Linked DNA regions of Homo sapiens: region 1 is linked to region 2. A link is a contact called in ENCODE Hi-C data. All regions are on one chromosome and are shown on one strand. Each heading gives the region's core, a stretch centred on a gene start or an enhancer-like site at or near the end of the contact. The rest is flanking DNA. Distances are from core to core; before and after follow the strand shown.

What was found. Hi-C counts contacts between places; a loop is a spot of excess contacts on that map.
Region 1: a loop to region 2 is called in a map of cardiac septum, with 2.5 times the contacts of the local background. The contact joins two enhancer-like sites. A Hi-C loop is called at or near these places in 3 of 168 maps with a recorded cell type or tissue (aorta, cardiac septum and chondrocyte).

What each region holds. Positions count from the first base shown.
Region 1 is chr21:35,562,628-35,565,568 of GRCh38, forward strand. The region is part of intron 1 of LOC100506403 (a long non-coding RNA gene); the gene reads right to left. Among named protein-coding and RNA genes, the nearest start is that of MIR802, 160 kb to the right of the region's middle. Within about 2 kb of position 1,409, at least 6 of the 41 ENCODE cell types and tissues checked have a DNase peak (open chromatin) inside an H3K27ac peak, as active enhancers do.
Region 2 is chr21:35,196,813-35,199,792 of GRCh38, forward strand. No RefSeq gene overlaps it. Among named protein-coding and RNA genes, the nearest start is that of RUNX1, 150 kb to the left of the region's middle. Within about 2 kb of position 1,264, at least 5 of the 41 ENCODE cell types and tissues checked have a DNase peak (open chromatin) inside an H3K27ac peak, as active enhancers do.

The DNA of each region.
Region 1 (2,941 bases), core at 159-2,658, 370 kb after region 2:
CTCTCGGGCCTCCACTTCTCTATGGGCTTCAGTACTATATGCAGAAAGCCCCAACTCTGTGTCACTACAAGGAGCCTTGACCTTGACCTCCTATAGGAAAGGCACTGAGAGTTATCCCAAGGATAAAGACCCATCATTTTAGGACCAATACAGAGTCTAAAAGATCACAACATGAAAAGAGAGATCAGAGCAAAGATTAACAGAGCAGCACTTCTATTGCCAAGGGCAACAGGTTGCACCTAAAAATATTTCTGTTTTAAAGGAGAAATAGTTCAAATGACTTCTTTAAAACAAATAAGCCTGATTTACTACACTTTACAGATTCCTATTTGTAAGAAAGAAAGTTCTAGACTTAGAAGATAAATAAATAAGTGAATACATAAATAAAAGTTTCTGACCCCATGGTCCATGCCCAGGACACATTCATTGACGACACGCATTCGTAAATACTCTCTAAGAACTACACAGCTGTGGTTAGTCATATTGTTTCTTGATTAAGTAACTGTAGTTTCATTCAGATCCTTTTAAAAAGTACATTTTTAGCATATCTTCCATTTTAAAAATACATTCTCTCATTCTTGCCATTCATGTACTTTGAAACGCTTCCCTAAAGATCGACATCAACAGTGTTGAAAAAGAAAATATTTGGGAACAGGAATGAACCCTAGTGGAATGGGTTCCTACACCAAAGATCCTATGAATCCATGCTTCATTGTGCAAAGTGAACCCCTACTCTTATGGACCTGCTGCTAGAGCTCTGATAGGTGTTGAATGATCCCAGAACCTGAAGGACCTATTTGAATTCAGATCATTGGTCTTATCATCCTCAGTAGCTATATCTTTGTCAGTCTACAAGTACTAGCCTTGAAGTTTTATGACACTTTATTCTCATAAGGATCATTTTTTTTCCATAGCAGACAGACCCTACATACCCCTCAAGTAAACCCTTTTTTGCACTATAGAGTCTACGTCAAGGAATCCTCACTGTGTTTACATTCTGATTTTCAAACATTTCAATTTGTAAGTAAGTGTATGTGTTGCCTTCAGGGCAGTGTAAATAGCTTGCCCAAAAATCTCAGCATAAATTTTCACCTCTCCTTTCAAGGCCTCAATTCTCTTCTCTACCTCTGATGATGTATTGACTTGGGTATTAATCATCTTTAAACATTTAATTACTGTCTGAGTGCCACGTCTCACCTTCAGTGCTGTTCCTCACAAAGCTGGATCCAGTACAGTACAGCATCTTTAAACCAATGCACAACTAACAGATTTGTTGCTGCAAAATACTTTTATGCAGCATCAATAAAACCTCTCCAGCAAGCACAGAGAGCCAATGGTCAGAGTCCCAGGGGGCCTTCCACACAGGATACGCATCTTGTTACAGAATTCCTCAATGCCTTTTTGCTGTCTCCCTAATGACCAGTTAAATGGTCTCCCTCGAGGATGCTTGAGTCAGCGCCAGCTTGAAAACTGCTGAGGAAACATCCTCTTTTACTGGAAATGATTTCCATCCAACGGCCATGTGCCATATTTAGACTCACGGCTTAGTAACACCCAACAGAAGGGGCTAAGTTTGCAGAAGAGGAGGCCCTGTGCTGTGAGAAAAGAACTTGCTTTTGTCTGGCCAAGTGACCGCAGGGGCTGGAGCTGGTGAGTCTGTGGTGGTCTGGAACCCGAGGGACAGAAACGCTCCATTCTATCTGGAGAGACAGGCGTCTCTTCTGCAGGGCAGCTGGTTCTTCCCATGCTGCTTGTCTTACACATCAGAGACCTGACTGGGGAGGTGGTGATTCAAGTCTAGCCCACGTCTGCCTGGCAATAAGACATTAAAACCCAAGGACTCTGTTTGCCTGCGTTCAACAGGCGGGATGGATGGCAGGCAAATCTATCTTCATCTCCCTTTAAAAGTAAATCACACAAGAATGATATTAACATATCTTGAGTCACAGAGTAAAATTCTGCTAAAGAGCAGAACCACTGAATTATAGAGCTTTAAAATGTATCTATACATATTAACACTAATAATTTAATATAAACATTTAAGTGTGGATATGAGATTTTAAGTGCTCTCTTTTCTCTCTCAGTTTTCCTTGGCCTCTCTATTCTCCCTGCTCCCCAATATCCACCCACATTAACTCATACAATCAACTTAGCTTGCACCCTTCCATGTTCCTCCTCAGGTTCATCTAGTTTTATGCAGACACGTATACACATATCCACACAGATACATCCTTTATGTCATTATTTTCTTAAAAAGTAGAATCCCCTGTCAAACACTTCTCTGCATCTTGTTTTTCTCTCCCAAAAAGAGAAAGGAAAACACCCCCACATCAACCCCTATAGCTGTGACTCAGTCTCTCTAATAGTTGTGTATTCCAGGCTATGGAAATTTCATAATTTTTCTATCCATTCCTTTATGGATAAGGCAAAACTTCTTGCAACTCTGTCTTGCTCTATTTCTATAATTTCCAACTGGAAATCAAAACAAAGAATTCTTACACAAATCTTACATGTATTTTCTTTAACAAAAACCAAGAAAAGTTCTCCCTTAAGCCCTAACACAAGCCCATCTTATTTTCAGTGCAGAGGGCAATGCTGTTTTAAAATGTGGGTTTTATGATTATCCAAGGACTATGAGGCCAACAGCTCAGGAAAGGACTACAATTGCAAAGATAGCTCATGACTCACGGTTCCCCCGAGGAGGAGGCAGCCATGTCATGCAGGGTCATATGCGGAAGCACCAGCGTTGGTCAGGAGGCTGAGGGAGTGAGGGGAAGGCATGAAAAGAGGCTTTATGAGGGATTCCAAGGAAGGAATGAGTATAGCAGGATAAGCAAGCTAAGCAGGTTTAGGGTTAGCTAGCTTGAATAACTTCTGCAGGCTCGAGTGTTTGGCAGCTGTCCTGGGTTGTCCAACATCTGCCCTTGGTGTGATTAGGGCA
Region 2 (2,980 bases), core at 14-2,513:
CTGGGATTGAGAGGGTGGAATATTCCAAGATAGGGAAAGATGATGAGCTTGGTGTACACTGTACAGTAAATATAGCAGTCCTGAGACTGCTAGCCTGATGAACACCTACTTGCAAGGTTGGTCCCTGGTTCACATCTGAAAATTGGGATTTCAGTAATGTTTCCACCACTAGAGAGTGGCTTAATTAATTGATAAGCTTTAACTAATTGATAAAGTTGGTTTACCATACCTGAAGTGTTTATAAACACAATGGGACTTATGCTGAACACCTGCTTTTCTTGGAGAGTCTGGAATGTTGGTGTGTGTTAGGGGAAGAGTGCCTATGTGATAAGCCCCAAATAAAAACTCTGGATACTGAATCTCTAACAAGCTTCCCTGGTAGACAACATGTGTCACAATTCAATGCTAAAGGAATTAAGCATGTCCTGTACGACTGCGCTGGGAGAGAGGACTCATAGAAGCTGGTTTCTTGTTTCCTCTGGACTTGAACTCATGTGCCTTTTCACTTTGATCATCTCCTTTGGTATCTTTTCATTATAATACACTGTAGCTGTGAATATGACCATATGCTGAGTCCTGTAAGTCTTTCTAGTGAGTCATTGAATCTGAGAATGGCTGTGGGGATCCCTAACACATCGTGCATACTTACTTCGTGTAATTCATGTCATATATTTGAAGAAAGGGGTTAGTATGAACAAAAGAGTTGGGTTTAGTGCTAAAGACAGACAAAAACAAGGGATGTGTTTTGCAGGAAAGACCAGCTTAAGAGAATCAACACCAATAAGGCTGCATGGTAATAAAACCTTTGGCAGGTTTCATTCAACTGCTTTGACTCTTTTTTGGTCCTTTTATGGTTTTCTCATCATACCATTCTTTCTAAGTAACTCCAAGACTTTAGGCATTTAAGTTATTCCTGGATATTGGCCTAAGCCTTTATCTTCTTAAAATGGTTCTTCCACGTTTACAACCATTACAATTCACCAAACATAAATTAACTGTCTTTGAGACTCCTCAAGATTACATTACTCCATCATTCAATGAATAGTTATTGAGTACAGATATTTTATTGCAACCCTAAGTACTAAGGTAGCCATTGCTGATTCAAAGATGACTAAGACAAATCCATCTCTATTCTCAAGGAACTTGCTCAAGGGAAGAAAAGTGCCAAAGAAAAACAGGCAAAAGGGCTTTGTTCGGATGGCAGTTTTGCAATTGCATATAAGTTTTCAGGGCCTTCTGGCCATCCAAAGCCACATGTCCTATGCCACAGCCATGCTCCCAACAGGTGAACATAGAAAACTGTAGGTGAGTCAGCATATGGAAAATGCAGGGGATTCCTGAAATAGTACTGAGTCATTAATCACTGATATCCTGGCTCAGTTCACGAAGCAACTGGGAGTAAATAAGCAAAGAAAGTGAACTAATGCTTAGAAGATGGAAATACCCCTGGGGACATTTGTTGAGTCAGTATAAGAACGTGGAAAACTTCAACAGTCATAGATTCAAATGGAATGAAATAAGAGGAGAAGAACATTCCCCAACAGCTTGATCTCTCATCAAAAATTGCTGGCAAGCACCACTCTTCTGAATTCTCTACTTTGGGAATTGGAGGAAGGAAGAAAAGAAAGGAATAAAATGTTGTTCTGATCTCAGCGGATTCTAAATTTATGTGATGTGACAACACATAGTACACAAACACATAGCTAGTGTTTGATGTGTGATGTTGAATTGACTTATACAAGGCAAATTATAATACAAAGGAAAAATAACATAGAAGAAAACAACCTGGAGAAACTGATGGGAGGGAAGATAGGCTTTGGAAGGGGTAAATTAATTAACTCAAAATAAGATAGTTTAAAAAAACAAACAAACTACAAATGGGGATTCATATGTACGGGTTGTTTCAAAATATTGAGTCTTGCCAAAGTTGCCTTGAGAGAAAAGTGAAAGTGACACTAGATATTGATATGTTTGGTTTAGTGGTACTTCCCACTAAATTTGGAGCTTCTCAAATATTATAAAGTGAATTTCTGATAGCCAGTTGCTTCACTGATTTCCATTGCAAAATCAAGGATGTGTTTTTTTCTTTTTTTAGGAAACAAAGATTTCACTTACATGTAAAAGATATATTTAAGAACATAGTAAACTTCTAAAAGCACAGCTTAAAGAAAAAGAACCACCCACAACAAAACACTTTTTTCAAAATATCAACAGTCATAGAACACACACACACACACACACACACACACACACACATATGTATCATACAAATGTTGAATTGGTTTACAGTTGTTTGTACATTTCAGCTAAAGACCTAAATGTAGAAAATTGACCAAGTCATTTCATGAAACTCAGTGACCTTCATGTTCAGCATGGTACTTTCCCATTTTTTCTACTTTCTTCACTTAAGAACTTATTCCTACATATCTCTTTTAGCACATGTACACATTTCAGCATCCCTGATGTGAAGAGAGAGGGTCGAACACCCCAAGGACTGTGAAACTAACAATCATTGACTGCATCCTCCTATTCAGTATTGTGCTAAGCACTAGACGGTCTGATGACATTTAATTCATAAATGCAGTGCACAATGGGTGTTCTTATTCTCATGTTACAGTAAAGGCTGAAATGTCCATACTCTCTTTTGCTCCAAACAACAGGCTCTGAGAAGGCTCATCCACCGATAATGCCACATGCAAGGCTCGTCCCATCAGCATTTGCCAGTCCAGTCCAGGGCGGGCTGCCAGGCCTGCCATTGTCTAGGGCTATTGGATCTCAGTGTTTGGGAGGACGCTTCATCCAGCCACACCAAATGCATGACTTTGAGGGACACCACCCCTCTTCAAAAACTGGAAGCAACTCAGCAACCTAACCAGCAATTTCACACAAACCAGGTCAGGGAGATGATAGCTTGTCCATGGGTTTACTTATGAAAGCTGCTCAGCAAATTTATTGTAGCTGGGTAGTAATGCAGGTTTGG